Regions from separate parts of the Homo sapiens genome. Here regions 2, 3, 4, 5 and 6 are each linked to region 1. Evidence: chromatin contacts called from ENCODE Hi-C or POLR2A ChIA-PET data. All regions are on one chromosome and are shown on one strand. The core of a region is the stretch at or near the end of the contact, and the rest is flanking DNA. Distances in the headings are between cores, read along the strand shown. Region 1 holds the start of PFN2 (profilin 2). Region 2 holds the start of HPS3 (HPS3 biogenesis of lysosomal organelles complex 2 subunit 1). Region 3 overlaps GYG1 (glycogenin 1). Region 4 holds the start of GYG1 (glycogenin 1). Region 5 holds the start of HLTF (helicase like transcription factor). Region 6 holds the start of ERICH6-AS1 (ERICH6 antisense RNA 1).

The links. Hi-C counts contacts between places; a loop is a spot of excess contacts on that map. ChIA-PET counts read pairs that join two places held with the same protein, here RNA polymerase II (POLR2A). Pooled maps may share reads with other maps.
Region 2: a loop to region 1 is called in a map of CD8-positive, alpha-beta T cell, with 2.6 times the contacts of the local background. The contact joins the promoter of HPS3 here to the promoter of PFN2 in region 1. A Hi-C loop is called at or near these places in 1 of 168 maps with a recorded cell type or tissue (CD8-positive, alpha-beta T cell) and 7 of 50 pooled maps.
Region 3: a loop to region 1 is called in a map of gastrocnemius medialis, with 2.9 times the contacts of the local background. The contact joins the enhancer-like site here to the promoter of PFN2 in region 1. A Hi-C loop is called at or near these places in 1 of 168 maps with a recorded cell type or tissue (gastrocnemius medialis). POLR2A ChIA-PET finds 5 or more read pairs at or near these places in 1 of 52 experiments (activated CD4-positive, alpha-beta T cell).
Region 4: a loop to region 1 is called in a map of naive thymus-derived CD4-positive, alpha-beta T cell, with 18 times the contacts of the local background. The contact joins the promoter of GYG1 here to the promoter of PFN2 in region 1. A Hi-C loop is called at or near these places in 2 of 168 maps with a recorded cell type or tissue (CD8-positive, alpha-beta T cell and naive thymus-derived CD4-positive, alpha-beta T cell) and 9 of 50 pooled maps. POLR2A ChIA-PET finds 5 or more read pairs at or near these places in 1 of 52 experiments (activated CD4-positive, alpha-beta T cell).
Region 5: a map of CD8-positive, alpha-beta T cell shows a loop between it and region 1 (5-fold over the local background). The contact joins the promoter of HLTF here to the promoter of PFN2 in region 1. A Hi-C loop is called at or near these places in 1 of 168 maps with a recorded cell type or tissue (CD8-positive, alpha-beta T cell) and 6 of 50 pooled maps.
Region 6: a map of endothelial cell of umbilical vein shows a loop between it and region 1 (5-fold over the local background). The contact joins the promoter of ERICH6-AS1 here to the promoter of PFN2 in region 1. A Hi-C loop is called at or near these places in 3 of 168 maps with a recorded cell type or tissue (endothelial cell of umbilical vein and naive thymus-derived CD4-positive, alpha-beta T cell) and 10 of 50 pooled maps. POLR2A ChIA-PET finds 5 or more read pairs at or near these places in 3 of 52 experiments (PC-9 and WTC11).

What each region holds. Positions count from the first base shown.
Region 1 is chr3:149,969,161-149,973,055 of GRCh38, reverse strand. It overlaps PFN2 (profilin 2), which reads left to right and starts at 2,161. Exons shown (of 3, transcript NM_053024.4): 1 at 2,161-2,331. The coding sequence starts at 2,200. It overlaps LOC646903 (a long non-coding RNA gene), which reads right to left and starts at 1,777. Exons shown (of 1, transcript NR_036538.1): 1 at 1-1,777. RefSeq lists enhancers at 898-1,428, 1,429-1,960 and silencers at 1,806-1,865, 2,096-2,175, 2,386-2,625, 2,636-2,685, 2,706-2,965.
Region 2 is chr3:149,127,790-149,131,314 of GRCh38, reverse strand. It overlaps HPS3 (HPS3 biogenesis of lysosomal organelles complex 2 subunit 1), which reads right to left and starts at 1,677. Exons shown (of 17, transcript NM_032383.5): 1 at 1,375-1,677. The coding sequence starts at 1,591. RefSeq lists enhancers at 1,136-1,635, 1,417-1,676.
Region 3 is chr3:149,007,453-149,011,495 of GRCh38, reverse strand. GYG1 (glycogenin 1) reads right to left here. Exons shown (of 8, transcript NM_004130.4): 5 at 2,094-2,220. Among named protein-coding and RNA genes, the nearest start is that of GYG1, 18 kb to the right of the region's middle. RefSeq lists an enhancer at 2,588-3,088. Within about 2 kb of position 1,620, at least 6 of the 41 ENCODE cell types and tissues checked have a DNase peak (open chromatin) inside an H3K27ac peak, as active enhancers do; they include gastrocnemius medialis, where a contact is called at or near this core.
Region 4 is chr3:148,989,497-148,993,531 of GRCh38, reverse strand. It overlaps GYG1 (glycogenin 1), which reads right to left and starts at 1,992. Exons shown (of 8, transcript NM_004130.4): 1 at 1,885-1,992. The coding sequence starts at 1,891. RefSeq lists silencers at 976-1,270, 1,304-2,353.
Region 5 is chr3:149,085,256-149,088,999 of GRCh38, reverse strand. HLTF (helicase like transcription factor) reads left to right here and starts at 2,467. Exons shown (of 25, transcript NM_003071.4): 1 at 2,467-2,683. The coding sequence starts at 2,664. It overlaps HLTF-AS1 (HLTF antisense RNA 1), which reads right to left and starts at 2,668. Exons shown (of 3, transcript NR_046648.1): 1 at 2,522-2,668. RefSeq lists enhancers at 2,105-2,622, 2,508-2,717, 2,623-3,140.
Region 6 is chr3:150,702,245-150,706,012 of GRCh38, reverse strand. It overlaps ERICH6-AS1 (ERICH6 antisense RNA 1), which reads right to left and starts at 2,449. Exons shown (of 3, transcript NR_121675.1): 1 at 2,346-2,449. ERICH6 (glutamate rich 6) reads left to right here and starts at 2,093. Exons shown (of 14, transcript NM_152394.5): 1 at 2,093-2,517. The coding sequence starts at 2,115. RefSeq lists enhancers at 1,898-1,987, 2,138-2,217.

The DNA.
Region 1 (3,895 bases), core at 912-3,411:
TTAAAATGAATTATATTTTGAAAAATATAGAAGAATGACAAGAATTCTAAATTTTTGTGAATATTTTACCCAAGAAATGTGTTTTAGAATCTTTTGAGATTTGAATTAGAAAATATTGTTGGTCAAATTCTTTCACTGTTTAAAGCCAACAATAAAAGAATAGGAAAAGAATGTAGTTATTTCCAACTCTGTGCTATAACAATAAGATAGTAACGTCTAGAAATTATATCTTAAAACCTTCAGAGTAAATTAATAAAAATTCAACATACTTCAAGTTATCACTGTATTTTTTCTATAATTACCTTTTCGTTTACTGTTTCAATTTATTGAATTATACATACAATGAAGAGCACAATAAATGTACATACAGCTTGATGAATTCTCACATAGTGAGCCTGTGTTACAAGTAATCTATTATTAACTTTTAAGATGATACAGTGCTATGATCGAAGGACTAAAATGATCAACATCACCATAAAAGGCAGAGTCATAAACAAGAACAATTAAGTGTAATTAAATCAGGTGGGAGGCACACTTACAAAAATGAAACAATTTTTGGTTCACATTTTACACCACACAGGTATTCTGTATCTTTAGAACATGAGAAAATACATATTCTCAGTCTGATAGGTCTCTGACTTGGGGGTTTCTTTTACTGTACTTTTTTTCTCTCTAGTAGCTGAACATTTTAAAGCAATCAGCAGAAAAAATATAAAACTTCAGAACCAATTAGACTTTTAAAAGCAACGTTCTTGCCCTTTCCAGAGATACATTCCTTAATCCTCCTACAAATCATGACCTCACACGATAACTTTAAGGGTGAACATCAACTTATCTACATTTTGGTGCTTTCTTTCCCTTAAGTGGCAGATGGTTTCTATTAACCTAAAATTGAAGTCATTGTTGGGGGACCCCTAATTCCATGTCTAGTCCTAGTGCCCAGAGGCTACCAAAGACGATACGAATAGCTTCTCAGGCACTCTACCCACCGTTTACCTTGTTAATACAAATCTTTCCCAGACCTGGGTCCCGAAATTATTTTACCCTGCAGAGCAGAAATGTTACGGTGTTCATTCAGTGAACTCTTCCCTAGTTTTTAATCTTTGTATTTTCTGCGTATACTTCAAGCCACCAGTAACTTTCCCAGTTACCAAGAAACAGTGTAACACAGGTCGCTATTTGTTTTGTTCGGAATTTACGAGCAATTTAACCACACGTGATTAGCAACATTAAGGGGGCTCCTCCAGGCAAAGAATCCACAGAATGAGAGGCCCTTGGTACCCAAATGAAGCAACAATGAAAGATCGGCGAAGCTCAGCAAGGTTCCTGAGCGCCACGGACGCCTGCTCTGATTTCAGGTTGCCGGCGCGCGCCCGCGGGTCTGCCTTTATGGACGAGGCGCAAGAGGGATCCAGGAAAGACGGTGCCCTTAGAGACTCGGAGATTAGCGTGGGCAACCCTGCCACCAGCTGCCCCTGCCACCAGCCGCCCCCACAACAAAAAGGAGGAAACGCTCCGCATCCCGTCACCAGGACAACTCTGTAACCCGACACCGAGGCTCAAGATTCCGCATCCCGGGCAGCGAACACAGGAGAAAAGCACATCGCGGCCCGGCCGCGGGGCTCCAAGGCGTCCGTGCCGCCGCTGTTCCTGGGGTGCCGAGAGCGACGCGGGGTCCACCCTCTCCGCCGGCCCGAGGTCCGAAGCTCGGCCCGCCACCGCTCCCGGCCGGCGCCTCCCGCACGTGGCGGCCGTGATTGTCCCGGGGCGGTATCCCTCCGCGCCCCCGCCTCAGTCTCCCCCCGCCCTTCCCGGGACCCTCCGTGCCCGGGCGCCGCGGAAGGATCGCACGCACGCGCGCGCGCACGCCCAGCCGTGTCCGCGGAAAACGGAGGGCGCTGCGGTAAGGAGCAGCCGCCACAGGCACAGCCGCTTCGCAGCCTCCCGCCGCTGGTTTGTCAGCCCCGCGGCTGCGGGCGGCCGGGCGGCCGAGCGCGCTCTGAGGTTCGTCCCTCATCGCTGAACCCGCGTCCTCCCGCCGCAGCTCCTCGGGGAGGGGGGCGGTCGGTGCCTGCGCAGAGCCGCCTCCTCCCCGCCCCCGCCCCGCCTCCCCCCGCGCCGCCGCCGCCCGCTACCGCCGCCGCCGCCGCTGCGCCTGCTGCTCCTCGCCGTCCGCGCTGCAGTGCGAAGGGCTCGAAGATGGCCGGTTGGCAGAGCTACGTGGATAACCTGATGTGCGATGGCTGCTGCCAGGAGGCCGCCATTGTCGGCTACTGCGACGCCAAATACGTCTGGGCAGCCACGGCCGGGGGCGTCTTTCAGAGCATTACGGTGAGGACCAGTGGCGGCCGGTACCCTGGTCCCTGCACCGGAGCGGGGTGGCCGGCCGCGGGGGCACCGCAGCGCGGGGCTGGAACACTGAGGGCCGAGCCCGCAGGTGTGCTAGGCAGCGGGCGCCGAGGATGCGGCTGCCGGGCGGGCGGGGAGGCCGAGGCCCGGGGACGCCCCCTCACCCGGGGCTGCGCTGACAGGCTGGGGGCGGCGGCCGGACTCCTTGCTGGCCCTGGCCGGGCGCCCCCGGCGTTCCCAGCGTCGGTCCAGGTGCCCGGGTTGGGGGAGGGGGCACGCACCGGCCAGGGCAAGGGGAGGGGTTCCTTTTTTCCTCCTAGTGCGGTTCCCCTAGGTTCTCTTGAAGCCCTGAGGTTTGCTATGCACGTTCTGGGGTGGAAGCGGGGGTCGGGGATCCGGGCTGGGGCGCGCGGGCCCCGGGTGGAGGTCCCTAGGCTCTCTGGCCGGCTCTTGCTCCGCGGACAGCGCGCCTCCCGCGCCTCCGGCTGTGGGAGGCGGCGGCCCCGGCCCGGCCCCCGGGATTCTCGAAGCGACTTTGCGTAGGTTTACCGATGTCCAGGCCTCTGGGGCTTGCGAGAGATGTACGCCGACCGCGTAGGTGGATTCGTGAATCTCGACTTCAGCTCTAGCTCTATAGGTTGTTTTTTTTTTTTTTTTAAATTCTCCAAGATGGCGAACTGCCATTGATTTCTCTTCTCATATGGAGATTCATCGATATACGGTTATCCCCAGTTATGCAACATAGCTCAAAAAAGGGGTGCTTTTCGGGGGCTTTCAATTATCTGCGAAGACCAGGAGCACACTTCACTTCTCTAAGTCCCTCCCTCTTTAGTGGTGGCAGTAAAGGAACTAATGCAGTTTTATGCTTCACATTGCCTGATTTTCTTGAGACTTGATGGTTTTGAGTTGGTTGCAATATGTTTGGAGAATATTTGCCACAAAACCTCCAGCTTATTGTTTTGCCTGTTTCTGCCCAAGGCTGTTTCTAAAATTATGATAATTGTACTAAATACGAGACCATTCTCTTTATTTCTTAGCACCACGCTCCCTTTCCATTAAGCACCAAAATTCAGGTCCCCTATTAAGGGTGCTAATTATTCTTTTACCACTTAACATGGTTTAAAGTCTAACTTTAGAACTCAGTCCTTGATAGTAGTACTTTAAGGTCTCGTATACCCGCAGTGGACTACAATTCTTGTAGGGAATTGGCATCTGGTCATCAACTTTTTTCCTGCAGTCCTCTTGTCTTTGTGTGTGAGTTCCCGCTGTCTGACTAGGAAGATTGCGGGAGTGTGCTTGGAAATGGCTGGGGCCTGCTATGACTCTGCAGTTCTGATGGGGGCGACGCCTTCCTTCTTATTCATGGAATGTTAGAATGCACGTTTTCTCCTTTCCGGTTCTGGTGGCTACCTCAGTTTCTTTCCCAATCTCCCTCCATTTTTTCTGTTTTACTATTGCCTACCGCAGTGCTGTAGACAGAATCCACTTTGCGTTTGCCCAGAAAGAAAACTGATTACTGAGATGGGAGGGGAAGGGAAGTTGGAAA
Region 2 (3,525 bases), core at 428-2,927, 840 kb after region 1:
GCAGTATCGGCAAAGTACAACAAAGTGAAATGCAAAAAAAACAAGGTATGCCTGTATATGTCTTTACTTGACAAAATAAGCAGTCAGATACTATGTATGGTAACCCCACAGTTTTTAATTGAGCCACGAAATCCCAGGGTCTGGATATCACTGATCTATTTATTCAACTTTTTGTTTTTTTTTTTTTTTTTTAACATAAACTCAGACCCCAAGGTTTCTATAAACTCACACCGAACCAGCTGCGGGGTAGGGATTAGAGAGAGATCTCCAATCTTCCAGGTTCAAGTTCTCCACTTCATTAATAGCATAGCCACCAGCTTTTGCAACGTAAATACTGAACTTTACACCCATCTTGTAAAGTATGAATCGAAGGTAAGTGTATTAAAGGAATTATATGGTAAATTCTTCTGTAATCTAAAAGGGATCTAGTTTTAAATGTTGGATTTTTCTAAAATAGGATTCACCCACACAGTATTTCCTTGGTATTGCTTCACATTTCTGGTGTGAAAGAGTAACGGCTGCTCTTACAACTGTTTGTTTTTGTTTGTTTTGGGACGGAGTCTCACTCTGTCGCCTAAACTGGAGTGCAATGGGGCAATCTCCGCCTCCCCGGTTCAAGCGATTCTCCTGCCTCAGCCTCCCAAGTAGCTGAGACTACAGGCGCCCACCACCACGTCCGGCTAATTTTTGTATTTTTAGTACAGACGGGGTTTCAATAAATTGACCAGGCTGGTCTCGAACTCCTAACATCGTGATCCGCCTGCCTCAGCCTCCCAAAGTGTTGGGATTACAGGCGTGAGCCACTGCGCCCGGCCACAGATGTTTAAGAGAAGAGAGGGGGGCAGTCTGAGTTCTACTTACACACATTTAAAAATCAACACATAATGTGAGCTTTCAAAAACCGACCGGAAGTAGATGGAGGTACAGATGTGAAAGAACTGCCAAGAGTTGGAATAATTGTTAAAGCTGGGAGTACTTGGAGGTTCCGGGATACAGTACTAGTCTCCTTATTCCTACTTGTTTTTTTGGTAAGTCTTTGAAATCTGATGCACTAAAGAGTTTTTTGTTGTTGTTTGCTTAAGTATCCGAGATGAGTGGAATCCAGCCAGAGGCCTTTCTGCAGAAAACCAAGACGAAGAGATGTCAGCGTCTCCGCCCCGACAGAAGCAAGCTCATACCTATGCTTGCCGCGACAACCGCATAGCTCAATGCGACTTCAAGCAATCAGCGGCCAGACCCAGGGAGACCATCCGGCAAATTCCGGGAAGCAAGAAGTCCCATCCCTAGCTAGAGCTACAGCCCAGACGTTCGGTCCGCTAGCTAGGAGGCCTCAAGCTGGACCCCAGGCGGCCCCTGGCTCTCTAGATTACTCACCAGCCTCGCTGTAGGCCAGGCGCAACACCCGGCCCAGCGTGGAGAAGGCGCACCGCGGCTGGCACAGCTCCTGGCCGGCCACCGCGAACGCCTCCACCTTGCAGCCCGCCGCCACGAAAAGCGCGTCACGCCCCCCGCCACAGAACCGGTCCGGCTCCAGCTTGCAGGGCACCACCTGCTGCGACCCGAACGGGTGCAGGTTGTACAGCTGCACCATCCCGACGTCCGGCGGGATGGCACAGCCTGCCCGCCCTGCAGGGCGCCCGGAGACCCCGCGCTGACCGCGAATGTAGGACTACTTCCGCGAGCGAGCCAATGACGCCGGGTCACGTGAACGCCAGCCGGCCCCGCCCGCGGCTCCGCTACTTAAAGAGGCCGCCGCGGGGCGTGGCAGGCGTCGGGAAAGCGGTCACGCCAGCCTGGTCAGCCCGCGCTCTGGCGCTGCAGTGCTTTCGGTCTCTGCGCCTCCCACTCCGCCGCGCGAGCTTGCCACTGCTCTATGCTCAGTGGCCGGTGGGTGCGGGGACCGCTGGGTCCCTGCCTTTCGTCTTTTACTGCTTTGGGCCAGGCGGTATGTTTTGGCTTTTGAGTACGTTCTGACAATTCATCATCTATCTTGTAACATTTTGTACTTACTTTGAGGAGCGTTATTCATGTCTCTTCAGTAGTCCCTGAGCTTCTGGAGGATGGGGTTGCAAAAACTGAAATGGGGTGCAACTCGGGGCTAAACACTCTGAAGAGTTGCTTTAAAATAATGGAAATTCTAGAATAGTTCAGCTGGAAAGAGCAAAGCCTTGAACGTGCTTGGCAAAAAGATATTTGTTGAAAGAAAGAATCCATGGACTTCATCTTGTAGGCATTTGACAAAAGACTAGTTTGAGCCCCAGAGGATAGAAGAACTAGGAGGGAAATCCCCTGGCTTTCAGTCCAGTGCTCCTAAAACTATGCAGTAAATTATCTATTCCTGACATCTCAACGTGGAGTTCACGATCGCAACACTTTCCCTTTTCTAAAAAAATCAGATTTAGATAAAACAAGTAGTATAACTTTGTCCAGTTCACCTAGAAAATATATGTGTTAGCATGGATTGAGGGATGCTGTTTTATTTAGGCACACAGGGACATAAATGAAAGTGCAACATTTTCTTCAGTCAGTTTCCAGTTCAGAATTTGTAAATTAGATGCAATTGGATTGAAGTTAAACTTGCCTCCCTTTCCTAGGCCCTTCAGATGAATAAAGTACCTCTAAGTAATGGGAAACAACAGGTTCGTCAAACTCAGTGAGTTAGAGAAGTAAACATGGAGGTAGCTCAGGTCAGGAACTAGGGCTGCAAAAAATCACAGAAGGCTCCTATGGAAAACAACCAGACTAATAGTCCACAAGTTATTTGTTCTAGATACAAAACTTAAGAGCAAATATCAAAATCAATAGTAAAAAAGATTCCTTTCCACAAGTATCTGCCATATTATTCTTTTTGGCTTAATTTTCTTCTTCAAGACTTAATTATCCTAATTCAATTTTCTCCTAATGAAGACTGATATTAACTTTAGTGTAATTTCACCTGCATAAAAAGAATGTCTGTTTTGGAGAAAGAAGTGAGATTTGCTCAAAACCTGGAACCCCATTCCTTCCTAGAGATAGTGTCTTCTTCCTTGCTGTAGTCACTGCACCTGACTCATCTAAGATTCTTTGGGAAGAGACATGCTACCCAAGGGAAGGTGGGGCATGTGTCTGGTTTCCACGTTTGTCAGGAGCTGTGAGCAGGAGCTGCCCACTTGTATTCCTGTTACGAATGCAGGGGCAGCAATGGCACACCATCAATTCCTTGCGGGAGGTTGCATTTGTTTGCAAGGGCTGCCATAACAAAACACCACAGACTGGGTGGCTTACACAATAGATATTTCATTTTCACAGGTCTGGAGGCTAGAAGTCCAAGATAAGATGTCAGCAGGTATGGTTTCTCCTGAAGCCCCTTCTCCTTGGCTTGAAGATGACTACCTTTTTATTATGTGTTCCTATGGTCTTTCCTCTGTGTGCCTGCATCCCTGGTGTCCTTCCCTTGTCTTATAAAGATACCAGCCATATTAGATTAGGACCCACCCTTATGATCTTATTTAACCTTAATTATTTCTTAAAGGCCCTATCTCTATA
Region 3 (4,043 bases), core at 371-2,870, 960 kb after region 1:
TGGAGTCAAACAGAACCACATGCTCACTGTGCAGGACTGAGTGGAATGGTCATACTATTCAAAAGTCTTTCTCCTCTGCACTGTCAACTTTTTGCTTGCTAAACTGAATTCAGTCAATTAAACTATAAGCAAATGTCCTATTATAGACAAATTCGGCTCTAGGGGTCACACTGTCATGGTTTGCAAGAACACTATTCAGACTAGCAGGGTTATAAGTAAGGATTAAAATGGATCAGGTTCACATTTCCATGTGAGACACGTTTGTATTTTACAAGGCCAAGGACTGAGAGGTGAAAATAATGCTTCTCCTATTCCTCCCTTGACAGTGAATCCTGTTGTCTGCTTTACTCAGAACACAGTTGGTGTGTTTAAGAGTCTGCTTGTTCCCATTGTACAAAGGGAAGAGAATGTAATATGTTGGAGACATATACCAAGGGAACAGTTAGGGAGGAAAGAACATGAGATGCTTCTAATCCTTATCTGGAGGATGTTGATAGAGTCTTCCCAGAAAAGAACAGAAAAGGAAACATTGCTGCTACAAAAAGCCAGACATGCTTATTACCGTGGTGTAAGACTTACGGAGAGGACTTTGGATAATGAAATATGAGGAGTGAAAGGCCCTTTGTTTTCCGCTAACTCAGGAATGTCCATATGGGACAGAGATTGGCCCAACTCAGTGAAGGGCTGTGCTGCTCACAACTGTCTCAGGATCGACCTGACAGCTAGTCCCCTGTTCAAGAAATCTAAATCATCTTCTTAGTTAAACACAAATGAGTCAGAGGCTAAATAATAGGATCCTGTCCCTAACAGTGAGATAAACAGTGCAGCAAGGCTGTATTAGTTGTAAGGTGTATCAGAACTGCACCAGGGGCCGGGAGCAGTGGCTCATGCCTGTAATCCTAGCACTTTGGGAAGGCAAGGTGGGCAGATCACCTGAGGTCAGGAGTTCAAGGCCAGCCTGGACAATGCGGTGAAACCCCATCTCCACTAAAAATACAAAAATTAGCCGTGTGTAGTGGCACGTGCCTGTAATCCCAGCTACTAGGGAGGCTGAGGCAGGAGAATCACTTGAACCAGGAGGTGGAGGTTGCAGTGAGCCAAGATCATGCCACTGCACTCCAGCCTGGGCAACAAAGTGAGACTTCGTCTCAAAAAAAAAAAAAAAAAAGAACTGCACCAGGGACTGTGCGTGCTAAACAAGCACGTTACCAAAAACAACAAATGTCCACTGAGCACTTTATATGTATTAATTTGTTTCATCCTCCTGACAACCCTATGAGGTAGGTACTATTTTCCTCCTCGTTTTACATATGGAGGAGCTGAGGCACCAAGTCTTAAGTCATGTAGCAGATAAATGACAGAGTGAGGACATATGCCCTGCCTTTCTGGTTTACGAATTACTCTGAACACTATATTGCTTCTCTCAAATAAAAATGACTAACAATCTAACGTGTACTGAGCAGTTGGGTAGACCAGGCCCTCTTCTAACCATGCTACATGATTACCTCCCTTACTACCCACAATAACCCTATGAAGACATGGAGGCAGAAAGAAGTTCAGTAAGTAGGCCAGGAAGTGGTCACTGCAGGATGTGAAGTGAGGTCATCCAGCTCCAGAGCCCTTATTCTTAGCCACAGCAGCACACTGCTGCCTGCATCTGGCTTAATCCCCACAACAATTATGAGGGAGCTTTTAACACCTTTTTGCAGGTGAAGGAAACCAAAGCTCAGCAGCCAGTATGGGGAAGACATTGAGTTAGGGCACAAACTCAGCTCCTCCAAGTTGTAAGTCTGCAGAGCTTAAGAGTCTGTGTTTTTGACCATGACATATTAATAACTTACCAGAGGGCCATGAACCCCAGAAACTGATGGGAACCTTGTCCCAAAGGCAACTAAGGACCCTAGGGTCAAGCATGAGGCAACCGATAACATCAAGGCCTCTCCCCATTGCAGCCACGGTTCTTACAAGAGAAACTTTCCTCAAAGTGTCTATCTGTTATTTCCCTCGGAATGACAATGAAGCAGCCCCAAAATTGTACACCCCAATTCTCTGCCCTCAACATCTCCAACAATAGTTAAACCATCTGCACTTACACTTTAAATGCCGGGAGGTAGGAGTATATAGAGATGCTGCTTAGGTTATAAATAAACGGCAGGTGTTTTCTGATATCTGTTGTTGCCCAGCTGCTAAAAAATGTGTTCAGTATGCCTTGGTCCCCACCTAAAAGAAAAAAATATATAAATTAGTTAACAGATCTCTAGACAGTTTAATAATTTTATAGGAGCACATAACTGGACCTTTAAAAATAGACACTAATTCCATTTTTTTTTTTTTTTTGAGACGGAGTCTCGCTCTGTCACCCAAGCTGGAGTGCAGTGGCACGATCTCAGCTCACTGCAACCTCTGCCTCCTGGGTTCAAGCAATTCTCCTGTCTAAGCCTCCCGAGTAGCTGGGACTACAGGTGCATGCCACCACGTCAGGCAATTTTTTGTTATTTTTAGTAGAGATGGGGTTTCACCGTGTTGGCCAGGCTGGACTCGAACCCCTGATCTCAAGTGATACACCTGCCTTGGCCTCCCAAAGTGCAAGGACTACCAACGTGAGCCATCACGCCCGGCCCTCATTTTTGAGTTAAGTTCCTTGACACACCAATTAAAAACATTTTAAGGAGTGGCCATTTCCCTGATTTAACTCATTAATTCGACAAATATCTATTGAGCAGCTACTATGTACCAGATACTGTACTAGGCATTGCAGAGTCAACAGTGCACAAAGAGATATGGTCACTGTCTTCACAAGGGTCAGGTGGGAGACACCAACAGCAGCAAATCAAATCAACAAACATCACACAGATGGAGATGAATGCAGTGAAGGAATGTACGTGGCACTACAGGCACACGTGGAAGTGGCTTGAGCTACATCTGATGGGCGAAGGAAGGCTTCCACAAGGAAGTTGTGTTTAAACCAATATCTGAGGGGTGCACAGGCATACCTGAAAAATGCCGATGGGGGAAAGACGGGGGACCGTGTCCCAGGCAGAACAAAAATAGTGCACACCACCGACCTGTGGCGGGCAGGAGCATGAGGCTATGGATAGAAGGCCTGGAAGGTGGCCTGAGTAAGTGGACTCGGCGGGAATGAGTTGCATGGCACCAGGTGAGTCTCAGAGAAGGCGGCAGGGACCAGACCACATAGGGATCAGGTTGTACACTTTATTTCCAGTTAAAGATTTCAGACTTTCCCCTGAGTATAACAGGACAAAAAGAATCAAAAAGTAAAAGAGAGCAAACTGGAACAATGGAATTGTTTTCCAGGGCCCACAACTGTTGGCTTATCAACAGAGGGCCCAGAAGGCCACATTACCCCTATGGTGCACTCTCCCACCACTGACCAAAAGTCTCTGGGCAGATCCTGCTCAGTCACCACTGTGGCCAGCGTCAGCTACAATGATACAGCAAAGTGTCTGCTCAGCCCTTGGGGCTCCTGGACTTCATATCTTCCTCAGAAAGCGGGGATCATGGCCATTCATTCAAAAGAAATAAAAACAATACAAGACACATTCTTCCATATATTTCATGTGCTTTCTATTTTAGACTCATGAGATTTCAGAAAACACACTCAGAACCAGAGTCTCCCAAGCAGCAGAACAGGAGTTCACGATGTGTGTGCATGTGCATGAGTGCATATGTGCGAGTGTGTATGGGGATGGCAGGCAGGCAGACACCTGCTCTAAGCATCAGGCAGGAATACTGCATAGTCACTCCTCTCCTCAGTCTCCTTTGCCAAAAAATCCAGGTCGTTTCTCAACATACAGCAAGTCCAGTCGGCTGTCGTTACTATTCAATTTTCCTTACTTTTCAAGGAGACTTTAAAAATCTAGAGATCTATTTAATTTTTGGAGTTAAGTAGTAAGATCAGGACTTTAGGTTTAAAGTCCAAGTGTACCTTATCCACCCTCTGCGTATTCTATCCTTTCCAAATACCTTCAATCAACTCTAAGAATCAAAGGCGTTCACTTATTGTCTTGAGGAAACCCCTCCTT
Region 4 (4,035 bases), core at 743-3,242, 980 kb after region 1:
AAAAGCTCCCCTGCCCCAATATCCCTGAAAAATAACATTGAGTCTCTCCTCAAGTATCAGCTCCTCAAAGAGGCTTTCCCTCCTTGATGCTTCTATCTAAATAGTTATCAATCACTGATAAATAGATTTGGAGATCACCCAAGAAGCCCTAAACAACTGCCTGCTTTTCTTTGGAGAAGAAGGTGCAGGTCCATCCTGCACCCTCCCCCTCCCCCCGCCCAAACCAACAGACACGCACCCCAATCTCCAATAATCACTTAGTTGCCAGAAGAGAAGGTAAATACATGGATTTTTCCTCCTGCTGAACAGTCCCCACCCTCCCAAGACCCCTAGCACAGGCTTCAAGATTTCTCCAGTCATTCCCTGGGACAATTCTGGGCCATGTTCCATCTCCAAGAAACATTAGCAAGTTGGTGGGCATCCAAATGCATAGGACACTTCGGATCAAGTTCTGGTAGGAGTCAGTTGCTTAACCAGCGAGTTGGGACATTTTGTCATGAAGTCCTTCTCTTTCTGACCTGGCTTTCCCTCATTCTCCCTTGCCCGTTTTCCAAGGTGGAGGCTGGAAGCAGTAGAAATTCCACCGAGACATGAGAGGAAGTTGTGGGTTGCCTAGTGGGCCAGCGCATCCCTCGGCTGCTGACCTGAGAGCCATCTTCACACATTTTATTAGGCCCTCTCCCACGGCAGGCCAACTACTAAGTTGTAGGAAGACCAGTTCCCCACCCCCGAAGGGCCACCAGCTTCCCAGTCACTCACACTCTAGGAAAGCTCTGAACAGTGGCACCTGTCCCTTGACAGGCCCATCAACATCCGCCTGTACTTGCTTCTATTATCTTCAGCCCATTATAACATGGGTAACATCGCTGTCAATCTGTACCAAAAATACTTAAGCTAGGCAAAATGAATGATCATCTAACTCAAATGAAGTCCAGGTTCCAGGCGATCATGGAGAAAAATGTAATAAGGTGAGCAGGATTCAAGGATTTCTGGAAGCAAGGATATGGATGATTTCCAAGATTAAATAAGGGATAGAACACAGGTTAGAACACCAGACTAGCCAACATTACAAATGACCAAGAAAGACCAATGACAGCTGGGTAGGAGTTTAATCTTCCTAAAGACGGCTGAACTCTGGGTTACACCTGCAATCTTTGTGGCAGTTCAACTGCTGTAATAACCCTGGCTATTAGCCTCAATGACACGGAAGGACCAGCTAACTCGGAGCTTCCCAGTGCTGGGGCTAACTCGTGGAGTGGCCCGGACGCCTCGCAACAAGTGAAGCCAAAGCCGGCGCCCTCCCACCAGACGGGGCTCGCGCCCGGGGACGCTAGTCCGACTCCCGGCTTCCCGCAACCCGGCCCCAAAGGCCTAAAAATAGGCTCAGCGTGGCGGCCGGGGCCGGGGCGGGCGGCGGAGGAGCCGGGCGGAGGCCGCAGTATCCCCGCCTCGGAGCCCCTGCTTCCTGGGGTTCCGGGCCGCCAGAGGCCGGGGCAGCTCCCCACGATGCCGCTGCGCCCCGGACTCCCGCCTGGAACCCCCAGGGGAACCGGCTCCCCACCCCCACACGGCCCCGCCGCAGCTGCTCCGCCCGCCGGCCCTTCGCCGTGAGAGCAAGAGGAAGGACGAGGAGACGGAAGCAGGAACGAGAGCTCCGGCCGAGGGCCCGGGCTCTGCCCGGCTGCCCCATCCCTGCACTCTGGGGGGCGGCGGGGCGGCAGCTGACGCAGGCAGAAACACGCCCGGCTGCGGCCAGCCAGCAACTTTGCGGCGGTTTCGTCCTGCCGGGAACACTCCGGGGCTGAGGGCGGAGGAGAAGGGAGGCGGCGGCTGGGCAGGAAGCCGGGGTCCCGGGGCTGGCGGCGGCGGGCTGCGCGGCGGTACCTGTCATGGTGCTGCCGGGTGCGCAGGCGGCCGGGGCAGCCTCAGGTTGGTGACTCAGAGAAGCCGGCACCGGGAGGGAGCGCGGCCAGCGAGGAGGCACGGCGGGGAACCGAGCGTCTGCCCCGTGCGCTCTTATAGCGGCCGTCACGTGGCCGCGCACGCTCTCGCTGCCGTCCGCATCCTCCCAGCTGCGCGGCCGGCAGGGGCGGTGGCCCGCGGGGCTCCGGGTCCCGCGTCTCCCTCGGCTCCTCCTCCCTCCCTCGGGGCTAGGCTGCCGCTGCGGCTGCGGCTCACCGGCGCCCCTGCTCCTACTTCCCCGGGGCGCCTGCCCTTGTCAACCGCGCGCCCCCTGTCGCCGCTAAACCTGGGAGTTAAGGGGGACTTTGGGGCTGAGTGCGGCATCAAACTCCCCAAGAAGCCAAGGGTTAGGGAACCTTAAAAAACAAGCAAACAAACCCCAGATTACTCTAGTTAAAATCGTGAGTCTGAACTGCTTGAATGAAACGTAAAATTTACGCTTTTTTTGCAGAATTTCGATCAGCCTCTATAATCATTCCTTAGTGTACTCACAATGGTTTTGTACCCTTAACCTAAAAAATATAGTGAATATTTCGTAAATGTTAAATTCTTGGAGCCATCTGCATCAATTAGGCATTTAAGTGCTTCATTTAATCCTTGTACGAACTCAGTGAGGTGTTACATATTCATTTTACAGACGAGGAGGAAACTGAGCTCAGAAAAGTTAAATTAACTTTTCTTTTCTTTTTTTTCTTGTATTTTTAGTAGAGACAGAGTTTCACCATGTTGGCCAGCCTGGTCTGGAACTCCTGGCCTCAAGTGATCTGCCAGCCTTAGCCTCCCAAAGTGCTAACTTTTCTATAGTCATATAATATAAATGGAGAAAGTAGGATTTAAACCCTGGCAGTTTGGTTACAGAATCAACCTTCCCACCCAGAAAGTCTTGGTGCCTCTTGTACACAGGGGCTCCAAAAAGGTTAGTAAATTATTGTAACTGTGGTTAGCCAATGCTAACCTGTTTCACAAATCTTGAAATGGTCAATTTGTCATTTTTCTAGGAAGTTGAGAAATAGCTTTAATGTGATCACATCCTTCTCTGCTCCCCATCCCCAGTCCAAACACAGAACAAGCCTCGGGTAGTTCAGTTCTCTGCAAACTGAAAACTGAAATTGCTCGGTAAATGTTGAATGAGTACTGCAAAGCCATTTGGAAACCAATCAGGAAGTTGACATCAGTTCAAAAAGCAAAACAGATGCTTAAGAATAAGTGATTTATTTGCAAAGGTGGTACTGCTGTCCTCAAACCAGTTATATCACTGTTTCCTCGTGTGTGGGTGTGGATCTCCTACATCAGAATCACTTGGGGGCACTGGTTAAAGCGTAGATTTTTGGGCCTAAGCCCAGACCTCCTGAATCAGAATCTTAAGGGTAGGTTTATTTTGGTGCAAAATAATTTTGAAATCCATGCATTTTTTTTTTATAATATGTATATTCTATGGACTTTTTGAAGTCGCGTCATATACTCTTGAGGTAATGAAATACTCTGTAGGCATAATCATTATATATTTTTAATATAAAAAGCTGTTCAAAATATATTATTTGAAGAAAAACAGGTTACAAAACAAAAAGAATCTTAAGGGTAGAACCTTAAAATCAGTATTTTAAATATCACCTTCCAGGAGCCTCTCTTGAGTCCTTCCTAGTCTTGACCATGGCCTAGAGACCGCTGATCACATGGGAGGCCCTCCCAGTTACTTGGCATTATGTGCTTCCGTTGTAGGAAACAGAAAAGTGGAAAGGGCAATAGATGGGTTTCCACTTATTCAAAAGATATAGACATAGAAGAGTTGGAGCTCTTTAAGGAACACAAAGGCTACACTTTTGTATCTTAAGTGGGGAGAGGGAAAACAAAGAGAGGTACTTCTCAGTCTGATTGCTCTTTTGCAGACTGAGAGGTGAACTTGGAAGAGTGAGATTTCCATCTTTCACCCAGAACCCTCCTGCCATCAGCTGACCCTTAACCATCTACTTCTTGCAGCCTACTATCTCAGGCTGGACTTAGCCAGGGATGTGGTGATGGGGCTGAAAGGGCAAAGCCAGGAGGTAGAACTGGGGACAACTGGGAAAAACAGAA
Region 5 (3,744 bases), core at 1,218-3,717, 880 kb after region 1:
GTAATTGCTGTAACATTTTAATCAAACTAGTACAAATTGTACTTGATCTTTAAATATAAAACAAAGAATGATTAAGGGAAAGAATGTTTTACTCCTGGTTCTGGGATGTGAAATATTGATAACATAGAGAAAACATACTGTGGGAGGAAGAGCCACATATGCCATTCTTGGATTTCAGGCTCACTGAATCAAACAGGGGAGTGACATGACATGATTAATTTGCATAAAGGTTCTGTGTGTGTGTGTGTGTGTGTGTGTGTGTGCGCGCGCGCGGGCATGTGTGTGTGTGTGGCTGGGGGTGCAGATGAGAAGTGTGTTTGTGACTGGGAAGTGGCTGGATGGAGAAATTTTGGATTCCTTTCCTTTCCATACCATTCCTTTAAATAGCAAATTTTAGTTCATTCAAAGCACATTCTTTAACCATGGGACAGTCATTATTCATAGATCTTAAGTCTTTTTATTTTTTTGAGATGGAGTCTCGCTCTGTTGCTCAGGCTGGAGTGCAGTGGCTTGATCTCGGCTCACTGCAACCCATGTCTCCCTGGTTCAAGCGATTCTCCTGCCTCAGCCTCCCAAGTAGCTAGGACTACAGGTGCGTGCCACCACGTCTGCTTAATTTTTGTATTTTCTTAGTAGAGTCAGGCTTTCACCATGTTGGCCAGGCTGGTCTCGAACTCCTGACCTCAGGTGATCCACCCAACTCGGCCTCCCAAAGTGCTGGGATTATAGGTGTGAGCCATTGCGCCTGGCCAGTCTTAAGTCTGAAAGAGCTATGTTCTCATATTTGGAATTTTTTCTTTGTCTAGTGAGCATGACTTTCTTACTCTTACAAAACATCAATTTGAGCAATTTCTGGCATATTTTCCAAGAATTTATTTAAAATCTGGCATACTAAAAGCTGAACTGTATTGCCATTTGCCTCAACACACTTCAAGAAGAACATACAACAATTAAAATAATTTGAAATGCCATTGTCTTTATCTTCCTCATCAACTTTGGTCAAATGAAATAATACATTGTTTCAAATTCTATTGCTCATCCATGGTTCATGATTAGAGATCACTACAGTTTATTTACGATAATGAACAAATGTGTCTTGAAAAGCTGACTACCGGCCTGGCACGGTGGCTCATGCCTGTAATCCCAGCACTCTGGGAGGCCGAGGCGGGCGGATCACCTGAGGTCAGGAGTTCAAGACCAGCCTGGCCAATATGGTGAAACCCCGTCTCTACTAAAAATACAAAAATTAGCTGGGCGTGGTGGCGGGCTCCTGCAATCCCGGCTACTCCGGAGGCTGAGGCAGGAGAATCGCTTGAATCCGGGAGGCGGAGGTTGCAGTGAGCCAAGATCACCCCCATTGCACTCCAGCCTGGGGGACAGAGCAAGACTCCATCTCAATAAAAAAGAAAAAAAAACAAAAAAAAGAAAAAAGAAAAGCTGACCACCTAATATTATTGTGCTGACAGGCGTGTAACATGGACCTCTCTGTGACGCGCAAGTATTATCTGGCAGTTACATGGTGCCGCCTGTGCAGCTGGGCGCCACCACCAGCTTCCTGCCCTGTGCGATTAAAAGGCCAGCTTCGGGGACAGCAGCCTCCTCAACGCAAAGCGACCAGCCCTGCCAGGCGTCGGCTGCAGCTGGTCCAAGGTTGACGGTCCCAGGGCCGCATTCTCCTTCCGGTCACCTCAGACTCTGGAAAGAGAGCCATGGAGGGCCTCAGAGCGCCCCTCTGCAGTTCCTTGAGGAAAACAAGGGCCTCCCCCTCTTGGCTGGAGCAGCCAAGTGCCCACGGGGAAAATGGTCCCGTCCACCATTTCAGGCAAACGCCCCCATAGCTGTAATAAACATGTGATGGGTTTCCTGCACCAAGAAAGGAAAATTTTCCTTAAAAATAACAAAAAGAGGTGGGGAGGGGACTCTAAGTTCCATTTAAGATTTTCCAAACTCGTTGTGTCTCATGCATACGCTGAGGCTTAACATGAAAATTTGGAGCGAAAGTCCCCACGGTTCACCACAGGGAATGAAGTAAAGTATCTCGCCGGTAGCTCTAGGTCTCGTAAACCGTGGAGCTCCTTTAGTATAAGGCCCTATTATGTGCCACATTAGATGAGAAGAAAATAAGAGGAAGGATACGGTAGAGCCTTTAGAATGGGGTTCAGTCTTAGGACTCGTAGGATAAAGGAAGGTCGTTTCCCTCCGTTTGAGGCAGGGAATCAAACAAAACACCGGCACCGCAGGCACCGCAGTCGCACTCCTGGGGCCTCGTGGCTTTCCCGCGCGCCCGCCTTGGGGGCGGGGAAGAACCCGGATGGAACCACCCTTGCAGCCCGGACCCCCCGCCGTCTTTGAATGGCAGCGGGGCGGAGTTGCCCTCCCTTCTGTGCTCTGACTGGTTTGGCTCCGCACTCTCCTCTTCGTGATTGGGCTTTCCTAGTGCCAGTCACAGAGCGACGCTGGTCTCCCAGATTGTTGCAGAAGGAGACGGCGTCGACGTCTGACTGGACTCGCGGCGACTTACCTTTCAGTCGTGCGCTCCTGATCCGGCGCTCGGAATTTGTCCCCGGCTTCAGGGCTGCGGGGCCTGGAAGGAGGCGTATCGAGGCGGCTCGAAAACGATCCAGGGGAGCCGAGGCGCTCCTCTTGTCATCCCACTCAGCGCCATGTCCTGGATGTTCAAGAGGTGAAGGGGGCGGAGGGGGTGGGGCGCTCGGTCTAACGGCCTGGAGGCGTCCCCAAATGAACCTGACCTTCCCCGCGTTCCTCTGCGTTCCCTGGGCGATTTGTGCAGCTGTATTCGTTCTGTTGGTCGCATATGTGGCCGCCGGAGAAATAAATGCATTGTCTTCGCTGGCGAGTAGGGGCTCCTAGGGCGAGTCCCGTGTTAGGGACTTGGGAAATCTCTGTCACCGACTGTGGGGGGCCTGGGGCTTAAAGCATCTCGGCCAGTGCTTTATTTAACAAAACATCCATTAGATACCCACTGTGCGCCAGGCATTGTGCTCGGTGGAGGGCCGAGTAAGACAGTCCTTGTCCCCAAGTGGCTCACAGCTTATCTGTATGCACAGACGTGCAGATAAGTATTTGCAGAGGCGCTAGTAGAGATATGCGCCACTTGCAAGGAAAACGCATCGCAAATAAGCGACTGTTCTTAGGAGAATGGAAACTTTTTGCAATGCTCCAGTAGACTCCCCTTCACTTTTCATTGTCCAAATTGGTATTTATGGTCATTCCCGAAACAGTTACACCTAATGGGTTTGGGGTTATGCTTAAACCGGCGACGGAAGGCGGGTACGGGTGGCTTGGGGCCAATTTCCCACGGTGGCGTGGTTTGGATACCAGAATAGGTGTTCTGCTCGCAGGGAGTTACAGTGATGGATGCTGGATGTATTTTCTGGAAAATTATAAACAACTTCTGGTACATTAATAGTTGTATTTTTATAAGTCTTTTATATAGCTCAATCCCTATTGAAATTTTGGCATATGATTTCATTTTTTAAATTATTTTTTTGACATGGAGTCTCGCTCTGTCGTCCAGGCTGGAGTGCAGTGGCACAATCTCGGCTCGCTGCAACCTACGCCTCCCGGGTTCAAGTGATTCTCCTGCCTCAGCCTCCCGAGTAGCTGGGATTACATATGGGCGCCACCACGCCTGGCTAATTTTTGTATTTGTAGTAGACAGGGTTTCACAATGTTGGCCAGGTTGGTCTCAAATTCCTGACCTCAGGTGATCCACCTGCCTCT
Region 6 (3,768 bases), core at 1,200-3,699, 730 kb before region 1:
ACTCATGAGAAAATAAGGGACTGTTCTTTCCGTAGTAAGTAGATCCAAGGGAAGGAGATTCCATAAAATGTTCAAAAAAGGTCTTAAATAGAGGGTCTAAACAAGGAGTACTTAAACAAATTAATTCACCACACAATTGAGAAAATGCCAGGGCAGTCACAGAACTGAGCTACAGCAGGCACAAGCGGAGTAAGCACAAGCACTGTCACCCTTGCTGTCTGCCAGCCCCGTGTCTCATCCCCACATCCTGACTTCCAGTCTGCTCTCTGAGGACCCTGGTTGAATTTCCTAACTTCTAAGATAGCTTCCAGCATCAAACTGTTAGTATTGTCCAGAAAAGAAATGAGCTTTTTCTTATTTTCTCTTTTTAAATTACACTTACCTTATTTGTACCTCAATATCTGTACACATAGTTCCCTGTCCTGACCCTCCTTTCCTGCCGTGAGCCTGCTGGAAAGCTTTTCACTTTCCTCTCTGGTCACCACATTTTGCCCTTCCTTTTAAAGCAACTCAGATGTCTCCTCTCATCTGTGCTGCCTGCTCCTTTAGCCTGCAAGAACTCTACTTTCAAAAATATTCCCTAGCCAGGCACAGTAGCTCACGTCTGTAATCCTAAGAACTTTGGGAGGCCCAGATGGGAGGATCTCTTGAGCCCAGGAGCTTGAGACCGAGAGTTTGAGACCAGCCTGGGCAACATAGCAAGACGCCATCTCTACAAAAAGTAGTCCCAGATACTCGGGAGGCTGAGGCGGGAGGATCAGCTTGAGCCGGGAGGAGGAGGTTGCGGTGAGCTGAGATAGCACCACTGCACTCCAGCCTGAGCGACAGGGTAAGACCCTGTCTCAAAATAAATATAATACAGGCCAGGCACTGTGGCTCACGCCTGTAATCCCAGCACTTTGGGAGGCTGAGGCAGGCAGATCACGAGGTCAGGAGATCGAGACCATCCTGGCTAACACGGTGAAACCCCATCTCTACTGAAAATGCAAAAAATTAGCCAGGCGTGGTGGCACGTGCCTGTAGTCCCAGCTACTCGGGAGGCTGAGGCAGGAGAATTGCTTGAACCCAGGAGGCTGAGGTTGCAGGGAGCCGATATGGTGCCACTGCACTCCAGCCTGGGTGACAGAGCGAGACTCCGTCTCAAAATAAATATAATATAATATAATATAATATAATATAATATAATATAATATAATATAATATATAAAATTGGCCAGGCGTGGTGACACACATTTGTTGTCCTTGCCACTTGGGAGACCGAGGTGGGAGGATCACTGGAGCCCAAGAGTTCAGGGCTGAAGTGAACCATGATGCCGCCACTGCACTCCAGCCTGGGTGACAGAGTGACATCCTGTCTCTCAAAAATAAAAAATGTATATATTTTACAAAAATGTAAGTAAATACAAAGTCCCAGAAGGACGCAGGTGGTACCTAGGTGGCCAGATGCTTCAGGACTTTTCTACTCCAGGATGGATAGATGGGCCAAGTAAGAAGCAGGACCCAGATCACAGCAAGGAGCAAAATTTATGGGACGCTAAAAATGTCGCCAATCAAGATTAATTAATATTAATCTAACAATATTTAAGATAACTAACATTTAAGGCAATTTTAATACGCTTATTAATATTTAAAGCTATTTTAAAAATATCCGCAAACGAGGGCCCAAGGGCTGGCGCCTGATTTTGTAAATAAAGTTTCACTGGACGTTCCAGCAAGCATCTGTCTACTCAATAACCAGACTCCAGCATCCGCAATACCAAATGGCACCGTGTGTGTCCGTCGCTAGAAGCCACTTCCTCCACCCAAGTTAAAAAAAAAAAAAAAGGCCCCAAATAAGCTGAGAGACGAAGAAAAGATCGTTTCTCCGCAGGCTGCCAGGGGTTTCAGAGACGCTGAAGAGCAGGGACAGAAAGAAGTCTGCGGTGGCCCCCACCGGCCCTCGGCACCCACATTCTATCCGGCTAACCAGCTCCTGCCGCTTTAAATCCGGGAGGCTCGGTGGCGCAGGGCAAGCAGTTGCCCGGGGAGACCAACGCACAACAGAGGCTCGCGCTCGCGAGAGCCGACCGGGGCCGCGGCCAAAGAGCTGGCTGTAATCCCGCCTCCCGCCAGCCATGGCCCACTTGCGCTCGCCTAGCGGCTTCGGAGACCCGGGGAAGAAGGACCAGAAGGAGTCAGAGGAGGAGTTAGAGGAGGAGGAGGAGGAGGAAGAGGTGGAGGAGGAGGAGGAAGAGGTGGAGGAGGAGGAGGAAGAGGTGGAGGAGGAGGAGGAGGAGGTGGTGGAGGAGGAGTTGGTGGGGGAAGAGCAGGAGTTGGAGGCCCCTGAGACGTTCAGCGAAGAGTACCTCTGGAAGGTCACGGACATCGGTGACTACGACGACGACTTCCCAGACGTGCGCCCCCGCTTAGCCAGCATCGTCAGCCCTAGCCTGACCTCTACGTTCGTGCCCAGCCAGAGCGCGACCAGCACTGAAACGCCGAGCGCAAGCCCACCCTCCAGCACCTCCTCGCATAAAAGTACCGCCCCCGACCCACCCCTTCCTCGAGGGTTTCTCGTCTCCAGGGGGCACCTGGTCCACCCACTCCTGGGTGGTGCCTTCGTCGACCTGCGCGTCGTGCCTGATTTCTAAATGCATGCACCATTCCACACACCTAATCTCTCTCACGCCCTTGTCAGAGACACTGAACCCTTGGCTGAGCTGTTGTGATGAGGCACGATTTAGGATATAGGCGAAACACCATAAAAGTTGAACTTGGGCATGGCTGTATGAAGTGCTTTTTTTTTTTTAGACAAGAGTCTCGCTCTGTCGCCCAGGCTGGAGTGCAGTGGCTGCAGCCTCGACCTCCTGGGCTCAAGCCTCCCACCGCAGCCTCTCGAGTAACTGGAACTACAGGCACACGCCACCACACCCAGCTAATCTGGCGTCTCACTATGTTGCCCAGGCTGCTGGGAGTGCTCATTTTTATAACATTTTTGCGTGCATTCACACCGTGACATCTCTCTCTCTCTCTCTCTCTGTTCCCCCTCCCCTCCCTCTTCCTCCCCTCCCTCTCCCCTCCCCCTCTCTTTCTCTCTCCCTCTCTCTCTCTCTCACAGACACACACACACACACACACACACACTCATATTATTTCCAGAGAAGTGCCTTAAGGGTGCTGTACTACTGAAACAGTCCTGCAAAAAAAAAAAACAACTCTCTTTTGTGTTTAACATCCTGTGCTGAAGCCACTCCAGTCACTTCCTTGAAAAAAGAAGCAGAGAAGTCTTCTAGAGTAGGCTTCTCAAGCTCTAGTGTTGACATTTTGGTCTGGATAATTCTTTGTTGGGGAGGATTGGGGACTGTCCTGTGAATTACAGGATATTTGGCAGCATCCCTGTCCTCTACCCGTGGCTGTGCTAGAAGCACACATCCTTGCGATGATCAAAAATGTCTCCAGGCCGGGCGCGGTGGCTCACGCCTGTGATCCCAGCACTTTGGGAGGCCTAGGCGGGCAGATCACGAGGTCGGGAGATCGAGACCATTCTGGCTAACATGGTGAAACCCCGTCTCTACTAAAAATACAAAAAATTAGCCGGGCGTGGCGGCGTGCGCCTGTAGTCCCAGCTACTTGGGAGGCTGAGGCAGGAGAATAGCGTGAACCCGGGAGGTGGAGCTTGCAGTGAGCCAAGATCGCGCCATTGCACTCCAGCCTAGGCGACAGAGCGAGACTCCGTCTCAAAAAAAAAAAAAAAAAAAAAAAAGTCTCCAGACATTGCCATGTGTTCCT